Regions from separate parts of the Mus musculus genome. Here regions 2 and 3 are each linked to region 1. The links are chromatin loops, found by intact Hi-C in ENCODE. Cell type or tissue: left cerebral cortex. All regions are shown on one strand. Region 1 overlaps Myo1b (myosin IB). Region 2 overlaps Myo1b (myosin IB). Region 3 overlaps Myo1b (myosin IB).

The links. Peaks named below come from ENCODE experiments on the same cell type or tissue, not always from the same donor. Only the 100,000 strongest peaks of a DNase experiment are listed, where the experiment ranks them.
Region 2: it touches region 1 in a loop (2.0-fold over the local background); 6 of 42 quality-filtered maps call a loop at or near these places.
Region 3: a loop joins it to region 1, with 2.0 times the contacts of the local background. A loop is called at or near these places in 9 of 42 quality-filtered maps.

Annotation. Positions count from the first base shown.
Region 1 is chr1:51,905,334-51,913,333 of GRCm38, forward strand. The region is part of intron 1 of Myo1b (myosin IB); the gene reads right to left. Among named protein-coding and RNA genes, the nearest start is that of Myo1b, 6.6 kb to the right of the region's middle. In left cerebral cortex, no CTCF peak of the experiment used is centred here; DNase peaks (open chromatin) are centred at 1,069, 1,985, 2,730, 4,089 and 3 more places; H3K27ac peaks cover 531 bases.
Region 2 is chr1:51,816,658-51,824,657 of GRCm38, forward strand. Myo1b (myosin IB) reads right to left here. Exons shown (of 31, transcript NM_001161817.2): 5 at 7,440-7,544; 6 at 3,484-3,530. Among named protein-coding and RNA genes, the nearest start is that of Myo1b, 95 kb to the right of the region's middle. In left cerebral cortex, no CTCF peak of the experiment used is centred here; DNase peaks (open chromatin) are centred at 3,733, 5,595 and 7,112; H3K4me3 peaks cover 450 bases; H3K27ac peaks cover 3,059 bases.
Region 3 is chr1:51,833,842-51,841,841 of GRCm38, forward strand. It overlaps Myo1b (myosin IB), which reads right to left. Exons shown (of 31, transcript NM_001161817.2): 4 at 608-702. Among named protein-coding and RNA genes, the nearest start is that of Myo1b, 78 kb to the right of the region's middle. In left cerebral cortex, a CTCF peak has its summit at 4,176; DNase peaks (open chromatin) are centred at 3,688, 4,160 and 4,612; H3K27ac peaks cover 1,536 bases.

The sequences.
Region 1 (8,000 bases):
GAATGCATATTGCTTTCAGAAACACCATCATAAATTCAGTCCATGAGGTAAGAAATAGGGGCTGTCTGAACTAAAAGCCTCGGTGGCAGAAAACCTAGAAGTAGGGTGTCTATTCCACCACAAGGCAGCCCTATCCCTATTCAGGCAGCTTGTTTGGGAGAGAGGCATACTGACCAGAAATAAGTTGGCTTACCTTAGATGGTAATTCCACAACTCATCAAAGTAAGAACTTGACTTAAGTCCGTGATGACTGGCGCTACCCTTGACCCATCGTGCACCTGAGGGGACCCCACCTCAGGGCTCAGCAGTCTCCCTTGGTTTGCTTAATTTACTTTTCACTCTAATCTATGTGGATCTCTGAGTAGACAAGAGGAGGCGAGAGGAAGAGGAGGAAAGAGATGTAGGGATCTGTAGTCCTCTCTACAGCCATGTGGGCTCTTGAGCTTGCTCTTCCATGAAAGTACAACTAAACCTTCTCTGTTCACAATTCTGACCCTGCTATGGTACCCACGACATAGAAAGCATCCAAATATTTGATGACTACATCAAAATGAATGCATTTAAATAACTAAAAGTCACCTTTCCTTACTTCCAAAAGTATATCATTTTAAATTAAAATGAATTGTGACATTCCCAACACATGCTCAAGTTACTTCCTGCTTCACTGAAAGCCGCCTGACTTCCGGTCCCATAGCAAGTACCTATGAGAAGACATTTAAATCAACCAAGAGCTATCTAATGAACAAATAAATACCCAGTCAATCCCTTCTTGATACACCAGAAACAGCAATCACAAAGGCATTAAACACTGACCACGAAAGCCATAAACACCCTAGAAAATCTAACAAAAGATGAGAAAGACTTTCACACATAAAGTACATATTAAATTTCACTGGGAGGTTGTAAAAAACCTAAGTAAACAGAGAGGTTTATCAGGTTTGTGGCCATAAGCCATAAGACTATAAAGCCGTCCATTCTCCCTGAATTTCTATTAAGATGCATGCAATTCCAGTAACACAAAACTGAGGGTGGAGCGAGGTGGGTGTGAGGAGCTCACAGCGAAGTTGGAGAACACAGGCACAAGTGACACAGACACTCAGCTGCGTGTGGCGCTGATACAAGTATAGAGAATGCTATGAATCCAGTAACTGCACTATGATAATGCTTAGCGTTATTTTTACCATATGATTGCTTCAAATATAGTCTCTTCTCTTAAGTTCAACCAGGGCGCACTGTAAACTCAAAAGTACAAGAACACCATGAATCTGGGGTAAAAACTGGTAAAGAAAATAGGGAAAGAACTGGATACTCTTAAATGTGTTTAGTGGATGGGGCACTTGGAAGAAACAAGCTGTTTTGTTTTGTTATTTAAAAAAAAGCTGGGTGTGATAGCTGGGTGTGGCACACAAACCTTTAATCTCAAAGGAGGGAGCAGAAAGATCCCTGTGAGTTCAAGGCTAGCCAAGGCTACAGAGAAAATGGGTGCCCGAGTGTGTGTGTGTGTGTGTCTGTGTCTGTGTCTGTGTGTGTGTCTGTGTGTGTGTCTGTGTGTGTGTCTTGTGTGTTGTGTGTGTGTCTAAAGAAGGAAGGAAAGAAGGAAGGGAGGGAGGGAGGGAGGGAGGCAGGCAGGCAGGCAGGCTGGCAGACAAAAAGAGCATTATGAAGTTAACAGGATGAAGCATATGCAATTCATGCAGGACATATTCTCAGCAGAGTCAGACAGCCATGGATTTGAAAATGTCCAATGAAGTGACAACAGCAGTTGTGCAGAAATAAGTTCCTCAAGAGGGTACCTACCGGAGGCATCAGGCAGATGTGTGACAGCCACAGCTCCTTCTCAGAACTTCACTGCACATATCCACAAAGGCCAGGAGGTCATCCCGAAAGGAAACTTACTTCAAAGGAAGCAATTCAAATGAAGTAGTAGCAACATTGGCCAAGGAACCCTCTTTATGTAATTTATGAGAGTCATTTTTCCCAGTCTGCTACTCTTTTTGTGGAACAAGCTATTTGGGGCAAGTGCTTTTAAAAGTCTAAAGCAGAATAAAGGCTTCAGGGTTCCAACAGAGAGTGCAAGCTGAATTTAGCAATGACCTAGGTGGATAAAAGGTCACAGAAAACAGATAAGTGGGTGATAAGGATGCTTTTTAGTAAAAACAGTCAAGCTAAGCACAGATTTAGATGGGTCTGGGGGACAGTGAGCCACCTCCACAGGAAACAAAACCAGCACTTTGTGCCTGGCCCTGTCTCAAGTACAGCCAACATCCTTTCATGTGCATCTCTGCAGAACTTGGGGATTCAAAATCAAAATAACAACTCCACAAGTTCTATCTTTAAGGAAGGTAAGAAACATAGAGCTTATAAGATAAAAATAAACAAGTCAAGATTAACTTCACTAGGCCTGAAAGGTGTTTTAAGAAACTGCCCTAATAATGGGTGTTCAAGACCCCCTTGGTCATGCATAAAACCTACATGGGAAGTCCCACTGCACTTCCTTCCCCCAAATGTCACAGAACATGAAAGGAGGAAGCCCTAAGTCACAACCCTTCGTGGCAGTTCACATGCTTCTATGACTACTTCTCCGCACCCTGGAGATGTCAGGCAAATGAGAACTTTTTCCTATGTGGCTCACCCTGTCACGTGCACATTCATAACTATGGTTCCTCTACTTGAAATGTAAGTGGATTATAGGAGGACTGAAAAATACAGCTAGCAATGCAAACTGGCGCAAACCCAATGTTATGAAAATTAAGCTATTCCTCAAGGCAGCTGGGCTCTGGCTCTAAAGTGAATGGACGCTGGCAATGCTTTTGAAACTCTTTGAAGGAGGAAGAAATGGTCGGCTAGGATGCGAGCATGTTTCCTATCTGAACACGGCAAAGAGCTCTGCAGGGGAGAATAGCACAGAATTTAAAGGGAAGGAGCGGGGAGGGGAGTTTACACACTGAGAACTGTGAGTGGGGCGATAGGAAGCAATCAGTTCTCTGGGGGGAGGGGTGTGCGGGGGAGGGGTGTGTGTGTGTGTGTGTGTGTGTGTGTGTGTGTGTGTTTAGGTCAGTGCTTGAAATTTTTTCTTAAACCAGGGAAGGGGCATAACAGGTCCATGACACATGTACATAAGGCCAATAACTAATAATTTCTTCCATTTTCTTTCAATTTAGCTTTCTAAAAGTTATTTAAAGATACTAAATTCTAAACTGGGAAATGGTGGTACATTTAATCCCAACACTCCAGAGGCAAAGGCAAGCAGGCAGAGCTCTGATTTTTAGGCCAGCCTGGTCTACAGAGTGAATTCTAGGATACCCAGGGCTACACAGAGAGATCCTATCTCAAACAAACAAACAAACAAGGAACAAAACAAAACACAAAAGAATGCTGAATTCTTAGGCTGGATAAGACCAGGACTCAAGAGTTTGTCCAAAGAATCTCAAATTCAAGGCCAGCCTGGGCTAAACAGTGGGTGAGACCTTGTCCCATTTAAGACTGGGGACAGGGAATACCCAGGTGATTTGGGCTTGCTGCTGCTCCCCTCCACTCCCTGCCCTTACGCCACCCCACCCCAGTGCTACAGATTAAACTCAGAGGGCATCTAATACTAGGCAAGGGCTCTACCTATACCACAGCCCCAAATATTTTTATCATATATTCAGGGGAAATCTGTGTGGTAGTTACATACATGCATCCAGCATGAAGGACAAAATATTAATTGCCTGAATTTCTCTTTTGAAAAAGTTTAAAAACTTACCAAAAACAAAACAAAAATAAAAACAAAACCCTAAATTTTCTTTTCATGTTAATGGCAAAACTCCATTTTCTCCAAAATCTCAGGGCACCTAACGCCCCTGAAAAACCCAGCTTGATATCCTCTTAGGCTTGTCTGTGCTAGAAGGAAAGACAGAAACCTGACTGCTTGTCAGGTGCAGAAATTCTACTAACCCCCTTTCCCCCTCCCCCCTTCTCCCTGAGTCTCTCAAGCCAACCTCTGCAGGGGCAGACACACACACACCATTTCACACCATATTACCCTGTACTCACTATGACTACAGCACACTGTTTCCACCTACACTGATGGCCTGAGGCCAGCTGAGCTCCCAGGAAACTCCTAGACAGCGCCCAGTTCCCACAGAAAGAGATGTGAGGCTGTGGGCTTTGGGGAACTGACAAGAAAGATCACCAGCCAGAGCCTGGCTTCTCAGAACCAAGTCTCGTAGGGATAGGAATCAGGACAGGAGAGCTAAGCACAGGATTCAGAAAAGTGGGAGAAAGCAAACCATTTTCCCAACTACGGGCCAGCCAGGGCACATGCAGGAGGCCAAGCTCTAGATGACCAAGGAAACAAGCAAGGAAGAAGGAGTCTCTCTCCGAAGTGGATGCTCCCTCAAAATCCTCAAAACTCATCCCTTGAAAGTGGTTCAAGGCCAGTGAGAGAGTTCAGTTGGTGAAAGTGCTTGACACACGAGTTCTATGACCTAAGTTTGATCTCTGGGACCCATGGAAAGGTGAAAGAGAAACAAACAAATAAACAAAACCCTATGCCACAGAGTGTACTCATGCATGCACTTGCAACAGCATAAATCATGCACTTCTTGAAAAATATCATGAACGGCCCCGTTAGGACAATGTGAACTAGGAAGGTAATGGTTAGCATCAACGTGACAGAATTTAGAATTACCAAGGAGATGGGCCCCTGGGCATGTCTGTGGGGATTACTATGATTGTGCCGGGGTAAAAAGACCCATCCACTGTGGGTCACTCTCTGGCTGGGATCCTGGACGGTGTGAGTGGGAAATGTGTGACCGGCAGCAGCAGCAGGCATTCACTGCCCTCTGCCCATTGACTATGGGGAAAATATATCCAGCTGCCTGGAGCGCCTATGGCCCTGATGTCCCAGCTAAGACTGACAAGTACCTTGAAGTGTGAGCCAAAAGGAACAATTTCTTTAAGTTCCTTTGTCAAGGTATTTTAACACAGCAACAGGTACAGAGACTAAGACAGAAATATCCCTCCTTTATGGACATTTCTGGCTCAGCACAGCCTTTAAAACACAAATACACCTGAGGTGGTGGTGAAGTGACAGTCCCAGTGAACTCAGGACATAAGGATGTTGGAGCTAAGATCTGACAATTGCCCATGTGTTGCTCACTCCTTCTCACACGAATTCCAGGGATTAGACCTCAGGGTCCTGGGCCTGAATCGTCTAGATGGAAACAAAGCCAAGGAAGGAGCGGGCACCCGTGCCACACTTCCTTCCTCTCTTCCCACTTGGTTATTTTCAGCTTCTGTCGGAGCAGCATGCATTGCCTTGGCCTCGATCGCCACAGCTGTCACAGCCATTTTCTTCATCTCAACAACATCCACCCTCTAGGCAAATCCATCTGCCCTGCTACACTGTCCTTGGAGACACAGTGGATTTCCTTTATTGCTCTTGAAAGGTGTCAAATACAGGGTCTCACTCACATCAACTGGGTGCTTAACAGAATACGAACTGATGAAGAAGGTCCCCAAAACTGTCACAGGTGACCAAAATCTGAAGAGTCTGCTAAGCACCTTTCTCCCCATCCCCCAAGCACTGCTTCAGTGCTGGCCTGTAGAAAGATGCTCACAGACAAGAACTCACATATATTGCCTGTCTTGGAGAATTAATGATGTAAAGAGACCAAAGTCGCTGGTATGCCATTGACCCTGGAGATCAGATAGTATCCTGGGCTGAAATACTTAGACAGGGGCTGAAATACTTAGACAGGGCATAATTTACAGTCTCTAAATTCTTATCGTAGGAACTAATATGTATGTATGCATACATACAATATATATATATGTGTGTGTGTGTGTGTGTCTGTGTCTGTGTGTCTTTGTGTCTGTGTGTGTCTGTGTGTGTGTGCACTATAAGTGGAGGGATGTGATTTTTTTTTTTTTACCTGCCCCAGGAACATTCTGAGAAGTCCATAAATAATTCAATGCAAATCTCCATCCTGTACTTGGTGGTTACTCTTGGGCCAAGGTCTGGTCCTTCTGCCCAGCACCACTCTGTTCCAGCCCAAGGATACAGGTCACTTCTGTTCCCCTTTTATACTGATGTCTAAACTAGTTCACTTCCCAGTAGGAAAGGACTAAGTACACAAATCATGTGGAATGTGAGTTCCCACAGAGCTCAGTAATGTGATGATCTCAGAGGATCCAGCGGAGGAAGACCCTTGACACTTCTCTATGGAAGAATGTCTTCTGTAAAGGGCTCTTGCCAGGAGCACGGGAAGCGTGTGCTGGGAATATCCTCAGCCTGCGGCTGCCTGTGTTTCCAGCTCTGATGCCCCACTTCCTCTCTGCATCACATTCCTCCTGGGTCTCAGCTGAGGAGGAGCAAAGGGCAGTGTTCTCAGAGGCCTTAAGAGAAAAAGCCAAAATGGATGTCAAGCAAGAAATAGGAAATACTATATATAAAGTCAACTTCTAGTCTACCAATTTGAAATGTTTTCTTTTTTTAAAAAAAAAGAGAGCTTAATTTTAAATGCTGGCCCCGAAATAAAGTTGTTTCATTGAAGCTTATGTAAACTGGGTGTGGTGGCATATGCCTATAATCCCACTGTTCATGGGATGTAAGGATGGCAAATTCCAGGCCAGCCTTGGAAAACACCAATAAAGGGAGCTAGAGATGCAATCCCTTGGGAGGGTGCTTGCCCAGCATGCAGGAAGCATGAAGTTCAGTATGCAACACCTCTGAAAACCCAGTGAAGCAGCAGGAAGCAGAACAGATGTCCAGGGTCATCCTCAGCTACATAGTGAGTTCTAGGCCAGCCTGGGCTACATAAGACCCTGGTGGGTTGTTGTTGTTGTTGTTTTAAGTATGCTTATAAACTTTTCAAATATTGCCATTTTAAAGTCGTGGTGCCACTTATCTGGCCTGCCAAAACTATTCTGCAGTGGCTTTAGGAAGGGTCAATGCACATAATGCACATGAAAGTGATTTGGAATCTGCAAAAAGCTAATCAAAAGGCAAATTATGATTATTCATAAGATTTTGCTTATGTGTTTGTTTGCTTGTTGTTTGAGACACAATCTCCCTACATAACCCTGGAACTCAGTAGTCCAGGCTGGTCTCAAACTCACTGTCTGCCTCTGCCTCCAGATAACTGGGATTAATGACATAGCGCAATTATACTGTGTTTAGTTAGAACACTGACTTTAGAATTGAGCACTCAGACTTCATTTCTGTCCCTTCCTGGATACTGTACAACTATAATACAAGAAGCAAAGTACTAAGCAAGGAGCATTGGCTCACACCTATAATCTCAGCACGTCAGAGGCTAAAGCAGGAGGATTACCTTGAGTTAACAGCCAGCCCAGGATATATAGTGATTTCTAAGACACTCTGGGTCACAAAGACCTGTCTCAAAACAAAAACCAAAAATAAAAAAAAATAAAAAATTTAAATAAAAATGTAACTGGGTCTGGTGGGTTGTGCTTACTAAGCTAGCCCTAGGGGTGAAAGACGAAGCAGAATGATCAAGAGTTCAAGAGCAATCGATCTCAAGCTCCATAGTGAATTCTAGGCCAGCCTGGGCTGACACCTTTGGCCACGTTGTTTTATTAAAGATTAATATAGTGATGAAGCCTATAAAATTCTACACATAATAAACCTACTAAATGGTAACTATAATTAGTGTTGGCCTATTTAATTAATATGTAAATGTCTAGCTATTGAAAATAGTGGATCAGAGGAGGAAGACAAACCTCACCCAAAGCAGATCAAGTGGTACCAGCAGGAATATACAATAGACGCCAAGGATGTTACAGTGCTCTTAGACAAATGTCCATCTCACTCGAAGCCCACACCCTTCCCCAGTGAAGTCGGTCCATCCCTGTTGCTTTGCATAGCTCTGTAGGGAAAGTTGGTGTTAAACACCAGACTTGACAAAGTGATGACTCATCCCAGAGGGGGTGCAGCGAGTTGCCAGGCTTATCACACAATCCCGCATCCACTGGGACAGCCAGAGGCCAGAAAT
Region 2 (8,000 bases), 89 kb before region 1:
AAACAATGAATTCATGAAATTCTTAGGCAAATGGATGGAACTAGAAAATAACATCCTGAGTGAGGTAACCCAAACACAAAGAAAACACACATGGTATGCACTCTCACTGATAAGTGGATATTAGCCTAAATGCTCAGAATACCCAAGATACAATTCACAGACCACAGGAAGCTCAAGAAGGAAGACCAAAGTGTGGGTGCTTCAGTCCTTCTTACAAAGGGGAACAAAAATACTCATGACAGAAAATATGGAGACAAAGTGTAGAGCAGAGACTGAAGGAAAAGGCCAGAGACTGCCTGACCTGGGGATCCATCCCATAGTCACCAAACCCAGAGACTTATTTACTGTAGATGCCAACAAGTGCTTGCTGACAGGAGCCTGATATAGCTGTCTCCTGAGAAGCTCTGCCAGCGCCTGACAAATACAGAGGCAGGTGCTCTCAGCCATCCATTGGACTGAGCATGGGGTCCCCTATGGAGGAGTTAGAGAAAGCACTAGAGGAGCTGAAGGAGTTTGCAATCTCATAGGAATAATAATAATATCAGCCAACCAGACCTCCCAGAGCTCCCAAGGACTAAACCACCAACCAAGGAGTAGACATGGAGCGACCCATGGATCCTGCCACATATATAGCAGAGGATAGCCTTGTCGGGCATCATTGGAAGGAGAGGGCCTTGGACCTGTGAAGGCTCGAAGCCCCAGTGTAAGGGAATTCAAGGGTGGGGAGGTGGAGTAGATGAAGGAACACCGTCATAGAAGCAGGGGACGAGGGAAGGGTTAGGGGGTTTTGGAAGGGGGACCAGAAAAGGAGATAACATTTGAAATGTAAATAAAGAAAATAGCCAGTAAAAAAAATAAAATAAAATAAAAAGAGAGAAAGTTATTACCAAGGTATCATTTGAAGGGAGACATAAGTAATACAATATGCCACCCAGCATGTACAGGTCTAGAGAGCACCCAGCATGTGCAGGTCTAGAGAGCACCCAGCATGTGCAGGTCTAGAGAGCACCCAGCATGTGCAGGTCTTGAGAGCACCCAGCATGTGCAGGTCTAGAGAGCACCCAGCTTATGCAGGTAAAGGTAAGAGGCATGACAGAGGCTTGCTGGAACCTGTCTGCAAAGATCACTCCAGCTACATGGGAGGTGTATACATACTTATAGTAAAACACAAAAACAAATCCATACATTTTAATTTTTTTCCTGGTTCTTTGAGACAGGGTTTCTCTGTAGCTTTGGCTGTCCTGGAACTTACCCTGTAGACCAGGCTGACCTCAAACTCAGAGATCCACCTGTCTCTGTCTCCCAAGTGCTGGGATTAAAGGTGTGTGCCACCACTGCTGGGCTAAAATTCTTATTGAATGGTAGCACATGCCTTTATTACCACCACTCGAGAGGCAGAAGCAGGACTATTTCCTTGAGTTCAAGACCAGCATGGTCTTCAGACAGAGTCCTAGAACAGTTAGGGCTACACAAACAACAAACAAGCAAAAGTCGTAATGAATGAGAGGCTGAGGCTGGACAAAAGCACTTTCTAACAGTGCAAATGCCACCCGCTTCCCTCCAGAGCCGATCCAGCTTAGCAGTCTGCATACAGTAGATGTTTCACCCACTGCTGAGGCAATAATGCTAATAAGTCTCTTTCTTAAAAGAAAATAAAAAGGTTCCAGAAGTCAATCTAAAAATACTGGGGCATATGGGAGACACTGAGGTATGTCCTTGAATGTACTGGTTACAAGTGTCAGCTAGGACCAATGTGTCTTAATTACAGGCTCTGTCAGAGTTCTCAGTAAAGTGACCAATAAATTCATTCTAGGTTATCCGACCTGAACATAGTCAAGGGTACTCTGTCAAGCAATATCACAGTCACACGCAAAATAGCATAGAGTCTAATTATAAAATTACAACACATATTTAGGTGTGCTATTAATCAAGTCATAGATGACAAAGCAGAGAAATTACTAGAAGGTAGGCATGAAATGATTTAATCTAATCAAGTGTTAATCTCAAATCCTAATACTCATAAGAGGATTTCTCTAAAGCTATTTAATAAGATAAATCACCTACCAACCCATTCACTGGATCTTAAATTGCACTATAATGACCTTTTAAGCAATATAGTTTTCTGCCTTTGTATTGTCATGGTCACATGTATTTGTAAATATCTTTACAAGTGCATGTACACACAATTTGCAAACAAAATTAAGTTTTATCACATAAAGAAGCCCAATCAATGGAATTACTTCACTTCAAATTCTATCCATGCAATGAGATTACCCATGTTACCATACAAGTAAATGCCTAGGTCAAACTGGTTATAAGGGCTTTACAGGCTGATCCGGTGGGAAAATTCACAGCCTTGGGTTTAAGTACTTATTTAGCTTTCTACTTTCTAAGCTACAAAAACTATCTCCACAGAGACCATTTCTTTATTTAAGCTTTGGACAACCTGTGTAAGAAGGCCAAGAGGGATCTGAGGTAGGGGCAAGGAGAATCTCTGGTAGAGAAGCATCAGAAATTACCAAGGGCACAAGCAATGGACAAGAGGATTGCTAAAGTCAATGATCTTTTAATATGAAAAATTAGTTAAACCACAGAAGAAGAAAAAATCTCAAAATCCCTTCATGGGGTCAGACCAAACTATAGAGATGTATAATCCCACCTACTCAGGATGCTGAAGCAATAGAAATGAGAGAGTTCAAGGCCTGCCTGAGGAACTTAACAAAACCTTGTAACCAAAAGAATCAGAGAGGAGAAAAAGTGGGGTACTACAAGGTATAAATTGGCAGGCACGAAGTTTCCAGCACTGCAAAAACCAAAAACACAGGTAGTGTTTGTATCTTTGTGAAAATCAGGGGCCTGAAGTGAGGTGGAGGACCAAACTCGACAAGGTGCAGTCACATGCTGGACCCTAACAGGAGTGGAGGCTGGAAGAGCAGCAAGGGCCAGACTCAGTCAAGACAACACATCAATTAGCCTCAGTTTTCAGTACTCAGTTCCCCCAGGCCCCTGCACTTACTAAGCCTAGTGATTTTATTGCCAAGACGTTTTAAAATACATCCCATCCTCTCTGAGGTCATCAAACAAGAGACAAAGGCGACAGAGTATGCAAACAACACTCACTTGATCTTTCTTTTTTATTGAATTTCTGAGTCTTAATTATGACTTCTAAATACCAAACTCTAGATGAGTAAGAAATGGTTATAAATAGCTTTCTGTAATTTTTTTTGATTAAAGACGAAGAGAAAACATGATAAAAATACTTTGCCACTAAAAAAAAAAAAAAAAGAAAAAAAGAAAAAAAAAAAAGAAAAGAATCTCAGAAAACAAACAAAGAACTTTTATAGAACTTACAGTGGTCTCAACTGGGGCTGGGTGCCTCCTGGCTTTAAAGATGTGTGTATTAAGAAATGTTAAACATCTGCTTGTTTAAACACACATGGACTAAATATTAGTGTTAGCACTTAAGCTTATACAAATACTTACGAATCTAGATGAGTTGTCATTCCTCACAGTCTTGGCATTTCCAAAAGCTAACGAGAGAGAAACAGATGCATCGTTAAAGCTGATAGAAAAAATAATACTGAGCGGAAACATAAAGCAAGTGTAGTACTGGGCAGGAATAACCCTGGCAAGCAGAGCTTGCAGTGATGGCATGTCTACACACAATTCCCACGCAAATAGATCTAGCAGAAATTTTAATAAGTTTCTTAAACTTCCCTCAGTGGTTAGAAATACACAGAAAGAGAGCAAGTGGCAGCGTTGCATCCTGGCATTGTTTCGAGCACTGCTCTAAACTTAACCTTGCCTAGGTTGACACCGATTAACCCCTTTCCACAGGAACCTACTGGGCATCAAGCAGGTGCCTAGTCCTCCGCCAAAACTACCACTCAGGTTATTTCAGAAATCATTTTCTATCCTTATAGGTTTGGTGCACGTGGGTGAGGAATATAGATTGCAGGAGGCATGTGAAACTGAAAACCGTTTAATTTTGAAATAAAGCTATTTATGTAAATGTGATTACATAACTACAGTACAGTAAGAACTATACTGAGAGTTGGAAAATGAGTCATTTCAAATAAGATAAAAATGATACAGACTTTGGTAGCTCATGCCCAACAGGCAGACCTATAAGAAACATTCTAGAACACAAAGTGACCCAAAATGCACAGCCCAAGTCTGTTTTGATCTCAGTTGCTTCCAGAAGACCGATCTGCCCCGGGACAACCTTTGAAATGAGGACCCATGAGAGCTGCGGGGTGGTTCTGCCCCGGTCACAGAATGGTCCTGTTTAACACAGGTGACAGTGTAGTTGTGACAGCAAATGGACAGCTTCACCAAGCCTGTGCACAAACACTCACAAGCCAAGCTGGGGTGATGCAAAGGGAGAAGAGAGTCGTGTGAGTACAGGTCACATATGTAGAAAGGCTCCCTGTGGATGCCCCGACAGAACATCCCAAACCCTGAAGGGAACCCAGGCCAGCCCAGTACACCCTGGAGGACACAAAACTCTGCATTCCTACAAAGGCCCCCTCCAACCCAAGCTGTTTTGGTGACAAGTCACAATTGAGACTAGCAGCATCATTCCTGAAGATGTGGTTAAACAAAACGAACCTTTTGAATAAGAGGCTAGATACCACATTTCTGAAGCCTCCGTGACTTCATCAAGTTAAATGAGGGTTAGGGTGACAGGGAAGTGTCACAGAGCAAGAGTAAGTACTAGGCTAGCCAGACCTTATTTCAACAAACAAACAAACACCACATGGCTGGCTCAAAATAGGTTAAGTCAAAATTTACAAAGTCAACAGAGAAGGTTCCTTATATTTAGAGATGCTTGGGCCAAGTATGGTTTATTGAGTTCCTGACACCAAACTCTCACTTCAGAAGAAGATAGGCTGACATTTGTACACTGAGAGAGAAAGCACTGGAAACCTCAGCAAAGGAAACACGCTGAGGAAAGGGGGATTCTCACAAATTCACTGCCAAGCAAAAGTCATCTGTGAACGCAACCTTGACGACAGTGGACACCTGACCTGGTCACCATTAAACTGCAACATTTCCCATGCTTTTATGGGCTAGTCCTTTATGCCAGGTTTGAAATGTAGACCTGCCAAGTCAAATAATTAGAACAGGCCTAAATCCCAGTTCAAGATGCTGACACAAAGATCACTAGACTGTGGCCTGACAGTCAGGAAGGAGCGAAGCGCTGCTCCAGCACTTGGTTCAGAGCCCCATCTGCAAGCCATAAACCATCTCTTCCTCGAACAAGTCTGAGCTGCATATTATAAACACAACCCTAAACTCTCCAGTCTTTTACTGTGAGTCTGGAAATCTGAAACAAGTACTCCATTATAGAACACCCGAGACACATTCCACAGTTGTTGGTTGGTTGGGTTTTTTGTTTTTTTTTTGTTTTGTTTTGTTTTTTATAAAGTTCGTTGTTCTGAACGTTCATTTACAGTAGCAGCTCCAGTTAAAAAGCAAAGCGTTCCCATAAAAGATAACACACACCCACAGTGGACATTTCTTCCATTTCCTGCACTGCAGCGTCATTTCAAATACCACCAAATAAAAAGATCCTAGTCAAAAATGCAAGCTGCAGCATTCCGCTACGTTGTTGCTTTCAACCACAGCATTCCTAAAATAAGCCTGTGCAGAAATCAGCTCATGCAGAGCACATAACCTAAAGGCAAAGGGAGGAAGCAAAGGGGCCAGATCTCAGATTAGTAAAATGTAGTGATGCCACTTCTTACAGACTCTACCAGTTAAGGTACTAAATGGAGGAGCGATCAAACCGTAATAGCCTATTGGGCTCCATGCCTCCCCTATGCTGCCAGTCGGGCACATCAGTGGGCACAAAGCCATAGTCACTGCTCAGAGTTCAAGAAGATTTCCCAGAGGGAAGGAGGGGCCCAGGCAGAGTAGAAAAGGCAACAGGGAGGGATTGCGACCCTCCATGTCAAGGGTTGCCTACCAATCCCAAGATAGCTCTGCTTTCGTTAGCCTTCAATCTTGTCCTTCTGTGCTTGGAGCAATGGGTTGAGCCAAACTATTCCTCTGGCCCAGATTCTAAAAGTATGCTTTTGACTCCCTGGGGGACAGTGCCAATATTTGGAGGTTTTGTTTTTTTGTTTTTTTAATCCCAACAGGTACAAGGGTGTAACTGACACGTGGCAAGCAGAGGCCATAAATGCTAGAGCAGGCCTCCCACTCATACCAAAGACGTGCCCAGCACAGCAGCTCCAAGGCTAAGAAATCCAACTGGTGCTCCAACTGTGTTAGTCACAACACTGAGACACTTATACTATAAGACAAATTTAATAGCCTCTCTCCAATAAGGAAAAGCTGGAATTTCATGATTTAAAAAAAAATTTACTCAGTTTTTATTTTGTGTGTGTATATGTGTGTGTGTATATATATATATGTATATACATATACATATATATATATATATATATGGCAAGCATGTATATATATATATGCACATATATGTGTGTGCGTGCGTGTATACATACGCACACTACATCCATGCCTGATGTCTGCAAAAGCCAGAAGTAACTCTGGAATCAGATTTACTGACAGCTGTAAGGGGCCATGTATGTGTTAGGAACCAAACCCAAGCCCTCTGCAAGAGCAGCAACTATTCTTCTCCAGGATCCTAATTTCATTTTTAATGTAAGCATGGTTTGTTTATACCAACGGTAAATGTTATTTTTCATCTGGTGAAAGAATTCATCTCTAATTTATTCTTGATGATGGGCCAGTGTGCTTGCCCCTTTTCCTCATTCATATATTAAAGCGCTTACGCTCTATGCGACAGAATGGAGAGGTAAGCTTCTGGGAGGTACTTATGTGTGTGGAGCATGGAGAAGGGACACCAGGGAGCTCACTTCTGGTTTTGTTCCCAAGAAACACACAAGAAGAGCTTACATGAATAAGGTGGGAGTTGTCTCTAAGATGAGAGAGGTCTCCAAATGAAACCTATCTTAGCAGGATTTTGTTCTTAGATTTCTAGCCTCCAAGAATAATGAGCTAGTTACCAGAGAGCTAACAACAAAGCTTAGGAGAACTACATAGCATTTGGGCTTTCTTCGGTCCTTGATTTCCATGACAACAGACATAACCAGCCACAGGCATTACCATGAATAATAAAACATCACTACACCATCAACTGCAAAAACAGTCAATTTCTTAAAAGCAAACCAAAGTAAGTTACATAAAAATGGAATGGCAAAAGTATTTTTTAAATGGGAAAGTTCCTTTTCCATGAGTAAGCTATTGCCTCTTTTCAATACTTGAAACAAAGCCTCACAAGGCTTAATTCCTCTATAGGCTTTGGCCTGAACGGTGGGTGTCCTCTTCCCTCCCTGAACACTGGGCAGTTGAAGTGAACGAACACAGTTTGCTATTTGAATCACAAGGACCAAACATGAAATCCTTACCTTCCAGGACAGGGTTGGACTGCAGAAGCTGTTCCTTGACCTGATTGACTTCTGCTCCTTTTCCGCACACGGCAGCGACATAGGACATGACGAGCTTGCTGGCCTCTGTGGAGGGAAACAGCCATGTTACTCAATTCTAAAGAATCTTTGAATCATATTTGGAGAGAAGATTCACTAGCTGCATTTCCAAACATCTTTATTGTTGGGTAGACACATGTTTTGGAAACTTTTTCAGCTCTGCATTTTAAACTGATATATCATCAATTTAGTTAGAATATGGCTTGCGCTTGAAGCCTATTTCTGAGCTGTTAAAAACAAAAGCTAAGTTACATGGTCAACAAAAAAATCTCAGAAGACTCACATTCAGAGTAATCAAACACATACATCTATGTTCTGTTTGTGATTCAAGCCAAAAATAACTTGGGCATCTATACATCTTTGCCAAATGTATTTCTGAAGTTTAAAAGAACTGTTTTCCTTCAAAATAGTTTCTGAGTCAAATCAGTTTGTTCACAATTAGGTCAGGCTGATTACTCTTCAGCTCCAAAAGTGAGCAACTAA
Region 3 (8,000 bases), 71 kb before region 1:
CAAAACTAATGTCTGCTACAGTTTTATCCTTTCTGAGTTTGGGTACAGAGAATAGTATTTCCAAATCTTCCCAGAATAAAACCATTTCCTCATTCAGGACCACACTGAAATCCTTTTATTAGAAGCACAGCCTGCCCTTGCACACATGGGTCAACATCTACATAATCTCAGTTCTTTAGGATCAAAAGACTCTAGAGCAGTGAGTCTCTACCTGTGGGTTACAAACCCTTTGGTGTTGGGGGAAAGAGGATCAAATGGCCCTTTCACAGGAGTTGCACATCATATATTTACATTGAAATTCCTAACAGTAGCAAAATTCCATTGTAACGAAAATAACTTCATGGTTGGGAGGAGCTGTACTAAAGGGTCGCAGCTCTGGGGGGTTGAGAAGCAGTGCTGTGACTTACACTGGATGGCTGGCACTCTGATGGTGCCTTGACCCCTCCTCCATCAAGACGTGCTGTCCACAGAACACCAACTGTGGGCATCAGCCCCTGCACAGCAGCTGTGGACACCTGGCTCCCAAGGGCTACCTGGCTCCTTTCCTGCTGCCTTGCAACAGCATCTCCTTCCAGAGAGGGCAAGGTCAGTTTGGTGGTGGTCTCACCTGTTTTTCCTGCTCCACTCTCCCCAGTAATGAGAATGCATTGATCTTTATCTTGATCACGGAGGGATCTGTATGCTTCATCCGACAAAGCAAAGCTACAAGAAAAAAATGTGGGAGGATTCAGCTGGTTAATATATGTTCATCGGGTACCCCTGGGTATTCTAAGAGCCTCTGTGATTTGCTTCAAAGCACAGGTAAATCATCACATTTTATTTCTTGCCAACTTTTAAAATATACAAATCAATATATCCATCCTTTCTGGCCCACTTACCTTTTCCCATGAATTCTCTACTAAGCAAATAACACTGATTTATTTAGTTTAAAGTGAAATTTTATTTATCTCTCCTGCACGTGTGGGTGTGTGCGCACACGTGTGTACAAGTGTTTCTATTAAAATCTAGGTAATTCAGAGAGCCAAGGAGAAGATGTCACACTGCCAAGTCCACAACTGGGTAATATTGAGATTGTATTGTTCAGGGCAATACTCAAGCATTTCGAAATAATGAGAAAGCATTATCAATTTATGGAAGCATCAATATAATAATAAAAAATATTTTTCCCAAACATTAGCAAGACACATTCAAATACCACCAAGTTGTGACTACTATGAACTTCACAATGCAAGATGGAACTTAAGACCCACTGGCTATGTAGAGTTCACCAAGGTTCTTGGCCACTGCCTGGCGCTCAACTTCTCATCTTACCTTACGATGTCCCCTATCAAGACACTGAGGCTAGTCCTCCTGTTGGTCTGTCCCTCCTTGAGTTTTACTAACAAGACAAATGTCCTTCTTTCATTGAAAAAAAAAAAAAAAAGAAAAGAAAAAACTCTGAGCAATATGATAAATACTTTTGCCAAGTTTCTACTTCTCATTTGTTAATACATTATTTACTGAGAGTTGACATTACTTTACTGAAAGTGTGTCAAGAACAAGCTGGGAATATAAAATATTCAGCCTCTTTTGTGCAAAGAAGAAACAAACATGAACAGCTCATGCCTCCTGATAATGTGGAGAGCAGCGCTGAGCAAGACAGCAACCCAAGAGGGTAGGGACTGGAGTCGGAGAAGAGAAATTCTAAGAGGTGGAAAAATTAGTTCCAAAGAATGAATTTGCAAGGCAAAGAGCTTCTGAGCATAAACAAAGGCCAGGCTAGCAGGGAAGCAGGCTGACACAGGCTTCAGGGGGCACTTCCATGATGCTGGAGGGCATATGGAAGGGGACCTGAGAAGAACTTCACAGGGTCCCAATAAGAAACGAACACATGTTGAAGGGTCTCGCTGCAGGAATGAATATATGTGAGAGTGGAAAAGGCAGGACTGGGAGCTAGGAACAGCTCCATTTACTAGAATGTTACTCATTTTAAATCTCACAAGACTGGCACAAACAAGGATGTACCTTCATACCGCCAGAATGAAATGAGAGACCACTGACCCCGCCTCTGACTTTGGCTGGGTCACAATGTGACAAAGGAGCCCGGAGAAAGCAAGTGGGAGGCAGGGAGGCTAGGCACAGAGGAGTTCAAACATAGTCTAAGCTTCCATATCTTATCTCCTGCTAGACGGTTGTGTGGTACCAGAGGCGAACCGCTCTTACTCTGTAACCTTCAGGTCGACTTAGCTGTGGCCTTGCATGTAATAAGTAAACTAAGCATACTGTTGAATAAACGTATGATTAAAAGTAAAGAGAAGCAGACATTATTATCCCCTTCTACAATATAAGCTCCTGCATGGTAGAGGTTTTCTAGCCAATAAATCCCTGTGTTATGCACACAGCTTTAAATCTAATATGTAACATGACCAGTGCAATGCAGGATGAATGCATGCGTGCACTGTCTCTGAACAATGCGGGAGTGAGCTTCATAAAACACCTAAATATCCAGTCCCATTCTCTCTGTGACCTTCATGCAGGGAAGGAGAGCATTGCTTAGACTTTCCTCCTCACCTGTCTCCCTCCCACTGTTCCAACTTGCAGATAATAGTTCAGAGACGTCACTTACATCGTCTTCTTTGGCATGCAAGGTGGAAAAAGTATATTACAGTGACTACATAAAAAGTTTTCCAACCACACAGATTTACTGAATATTCTCTTGGATTGTTGAATGCAGGTGGTTCCAGGGCTGGATTTAGCTTTGTTTCTATATTATTTGAGCAACAAATAATGAAAAATTACTTCAAACAGGAATAACAGCATTTGGCCCATAGATGCACACACATAAAAGGTTGGGGGAAATGACTAAGTAATTCTGCCAGGGGTTTACTGTGGGCAAAACACCAAAGCTGAACACATACTTTTTTCTGTCTGACCAAACAGGAGTATAATTATCCCTTGGCACCTATGAAGAATTTTTTTCTCCCAGCATCTTCTGACATTCCTCTTCCCGACTCTCCCTGGCTACCCAAATGGTGGATGTTCAAGCCCCCTTATATAAAGTGATGTTGTATTTCCAAATAACCGCTGCACAGCTCCTGGAATACTTTAACCCGTCTCTGGAGGACTGCAATGCTTCCTCCAATACTAGTGCTACAAATAGCTGTAATATGTAATAATGGCAAAAGGAGACGTCTGCACGTGTTCAGTGCACACATAATGTGCTTTCTTGGTATTTTTGATCCAAGGTTGCTTGAATCCATGGATACAGAAAACCAACAGTACTTAACTGCTTAAGGACTTGATTCATCAAACGGCAGGCGTAATTTTAGCACAAGATAAAAAACACAAAAGGGATGTTTCTTCTTTTAAGATTCTTGAAAGTGACTGATTTCTAACTGCCATGAAAATGTACCAAAATATTTGAGCACTTTAAAAGCTGTCTTGCTCTAAGACACACCCACCTCAAGTCACAATAATGCCACCGCTCTTAACTCTTACAGACACAGAGCTCCACTTCTTTAAATGACCAAAAGAATGCCCCCAAAGAACACAATCTCCCTTTTGGACGTACTCCTCTTCCTCCCTGGCAACTCCACACACACTCATCCCCAAGGCCACCGTTTATAAGTATAAACTAAAGCCATATGCCAGGCCTCCCAACTCTCTATAATTAAAGAACCTAAATAAATCCTAGGGAAGTTTCAGCTAAAAGCAGCCATGATCCACATGCTTCTCATTATTCTGTGACGTGTCAGCATTATTTACCACACACAAGGATGAACCATTATGACTGAACGATGATAGCACAGGGAAAAAGCATGATTTCTGCCAGACCCCATGAAAAGCAGGGATTTCTCCACCTCTTCCACCCTGGAGCTGAACCTTAGGAATGAGGGCAACCTGGTATTTATTCCCAAGACTTCGAGATCAGCCACCCAGCTGCTTCCTGAGCACCAAACCTTTTTGCCCAGCAAGCACCAAGATACCATCCTCCACTGTGCATTTTGAAACAGCTCTGACTATTACCAGGATTCAGTTTCAAAAAGTTTGGTTTGGGGCTCATCTGTCATTTTCTATGAGGGTAGAATGGTGGGTTGCATGCTGCAAAGAGCCCAGCTGGTATTTATGTCCTTCCTCTGCCTTATTTCTACTCGAGAGTGCTAATCATAGTGGTGCTGCCCACGTGGCCATCAGGGGAATGGCAGGGCTTCCTTCTCCACACTCTCTGCTCTCCACCCTGCCATTTCCTTGCCAAGTTTGTTTCACCTCATGTGCAGAGCAGAAAAGACTGAGCTATTCGCTTCACCGTGACACCACCGATACCCAGGCACACAGGCCCAAGAGTAGCCCGGGTTTCAGTGTCTCCAGCTCTGCCCAAATGGGTGGCTGGAAAACACACCCAGTCTGTTCCGAGCACTCGCAGTTGGATCGCTCCCTTAACTAGGGTTTAACAGAAGAGAATCTGTTTCAGAAAAATCTCCTGAACTCAGATAAATGATTCCACCATCCAGTTTCAAGTGCTCATCCTCCAAGGCTCTCAAACTGGCATTCCCTCCCATGTGATCCCGAATCCCAGAGCATTTCAACCACCCTCGGGAATTCCCCTTCTCAACTCAGCCCTCTTCAAATAGTTCAGACTCAACATTCTCTTCTAGAACTAAAATCTCCACTGTCTCTTTCCCTTTCTAACTCTATCTAGTTCAGCTCTGACATCTCAGTGTTTCTAAACTAAGTTACCTCCCCCCCACACACACACACAAAAATTTGCTTAAAAATGCCTAAGGTCCATCTGCTAAATCTAAGTTCATTTCCAGCCTGATCAAGATGCAAGGCAGACTACAAGAAGACCTAAAAGACAAGGAAAAGGAGAAACTGGGGGTTCTGTTTTCTGAGGAAGAGTCCCTACGTTGGCTTCCTTGTAATATACTTTGTAGATAACTACATTCTACAAAGAAGTTAATTCAGCATGGCTGACTTGGCGTAGGCCAAAGTGCAATTAAACTGTTAAAGGCAAAAGTACCAACACTGTAAAGTTGAGGCTGCCCCTTATGATGTGCTAGAATGACTATCTGGTGGACAGTTGGAACGCTGATTTATAACAACAAGGTGATTTTCCCAAGAAGGTAAACATTTCTAAACTTACAGTCCAAGACAGTTAAGTATATGAAGGTATTTCCTCATAGCTACCCCGGTTAGCGACCTAACAATCCAAGCTTCAGTGCAAGAGGAGACAAAGATCAAAGTAAGCCTTCCTCAAAAGAAAGGAGGAGAGGCAAAATGTCCAGGATGAAGTGAAAGGGAAGGAAAGGGCAGGTGTGGGGTGTGGGGGCCTCAGCACAGTGTCCTCTAGCATGGCACTGTAACACTGAATTTGCGAGTCTCAGAGTTTAAGGAGGTCTATCACAAATCCCCAAACCTCAAAATAATGCCGGGTTACAACCAGAATTTTCAAAAATTATTTTTTTTTAAAACCTGGGTAAGAAAAAAGAAAAACAAACCAGAACAGAGAACAATAACTGAGGGGTGGGGGCGGCTCAGCTGGGTGTGCTTGCTGGACAAGAGCATGGCCCTACGGATGGCAACTGAGGGCAAAAGAAAATCCATGGAATCTGAGAGTAACCCAAGCAAAGACTCCTGAACCGGCCATCTTCTGTAACCAGGCAAAGTCCAAAGTGGGGAGGCTGGGACATCAACTCAGCCATAAGAACCTTCAACCAACAGCTGTCCTGCCTGCAGAGTGTGCTGGGACCAGAGCCTAGCATCATCCTCAAAGAGACCAGAGAGACTTCATCCAGCAACTTAATGGGAGCAGATGCAAAGGACCACAGCCAAACATTAGGCTGAGGCTGGAAGTCCTGCAGAGGAGCAAGAGGAAGAGCCAGAGGGGTCAGGGACACACTATGAGAATACAGCCCACAGATCAACTAACCAGGACTCATGAGAACTTGAGAGACCAGGGAGCCTGGATGGGTCTCACCTAGGTCCTCTGCATATATATTATGGCTGAGTAGCTTGGTGTTATTGTGGGAATCAAAACAGTGGGAGCAGAATGGGGGCTTCTCCTGACTCTTTTGCCTACGTAGGGACCCTTTTCCTCCTACTGCGTTGCCTTGTCCAGCCTTGATGTGATGATATGTGCCTAGTCTTATTGTAGCTTATTCCATTTGGTTCATGTCCCTGGGACTCTGCTCTTTTCTGGGGAGGGGAGGAATATGGAAGAGAAAGGATGTGGGGGTGAGGGGGAGAGGAAGGAGGGGAAGCCACTGTTGGAATAGAAGAGAAATGAGTAACAAAAAAATAATAAAGATTTTAAAAAGAATACAGCCCGGAATTGGATTCCCAGCACTACATAAACCAACCATCCACGAGATGGTCACTCTACCACCTCATACCCTTATGGGACAGCTTTATCCTTAGTACTGTTGCTTTGGACAGTTTTGCTGCACTATGGCCTATGCCAGCACAGCCACGCAAGAGGTGAAGGCAGCAGGATCAACTCAAGGCCATCCTCCTGCACACAGAGAGTTCAAGGACTGCCTGCAGCAACATGAGACCCTGTCTCAAACAAACACAGAAGGTAAACTGAGTCAATTGCATGGCATGTGAGAAAGGATACAAAAGAATGAGTCAAGACATGCTGCCCACAGGAATTATATTTTTTAAAGAACTGCTTTTTTTGTTTGTTTTGATTTTTTAAAAAAGAACTATACTTTCCTTTTCTACATCTAAACTCAGAGAAAGCCCCAAACTGCCACCCCAATAGAAGAAAAGTATCATACTGCAGTACAACAAAACACAGTGGCACTAAAATAGATTTTTAAATGATCTATATCTATAATTTTCTAAAGTATTTTAGCTCATTTAACTCCTAAGCTCATGTACATTCATAGCCTAAACATTCTTTGGGCTGCATTCTAGCTGGAAAAGTTATGTCTCTACTGGCCACCAAATAGACACAATATAATGCGTCAAAATGAAGACATCTGTTCTGTACTGACAAGGGCAGAACACGAAATGAAAGATTAAAGGTCCAGCTTCAGAGCAGGACACGGCACACGGCTTGAGGCATCTTCCTTTAGACCCGTGCTGGCATCCAGAAAACACCCTCCCATCACTACACCCGCTAACCTCAGTGCTCACAGATTTCATGATATCTTGTCACTCAAAAATAAATGTTAATCTTTACAGTCAGGTGTGACCACTAAGAGGACAGAATCACAGTACGTCACATGGGTTATATTTCAAGGCATAATAAAATCCCCACATGACTTGACTGCACACTCTCGTAATTGAGCACTGGATTTAGTAAGCAATGCTTTCTATCTATGCTGGTTACAAAAAAAAAAAAAAAAAAAAAAAAACAATCCAACTTGACTAAGAGTATTAATTCAGAGGTAGACAGCTAGCTTAGCATGCATGAGGCCCTAGGTTCAACTGCCAGCACTAAAATTAATTAACTAGCTAATTAATTAATTAAATGAGTATTCTTCTTTTGAGATTTTAGAAATTTTTATTACAATGCCCTTAGTACAAAAATGCTTAGGGTCATATCCAAAATCTTTGGATCCCATTATCAAAATCATAATGGAGACCTACAGTTCATTGAGGCTCAACAGACTGGCCTGAGACTCACCCAACAGAATAAACACCATGAACACATGTCCTTCTACCAGACAGAGACAGCGATGATGGGGGCTGGATGGTGGGCTGGACCAGTGATGGTTCTTTTCATAAGTGACTACAAAAGCCAGGGTTGGAGATGGCATCAGGAAGCAGATAAGAGATTTGGGGAAACTAAATCATCCCAGGAAGGAAAAGGACTGGATTCAGCTTTGAAAGCCATATAGAAGAAACTTTGGCCTTTGTGGCTTGGAAGCAGCATTTTGGTATTTAATGGTAAACCGGATGTGCAGCCAAGGACTACTTTCAGAAAACTTGATCTGTTCTAAAGTCTAGGGCACCAACATGCTACCACAGGGCAAGAGCCCTCCTCCATAACAGCATCCTTCCTGGACTTGGAA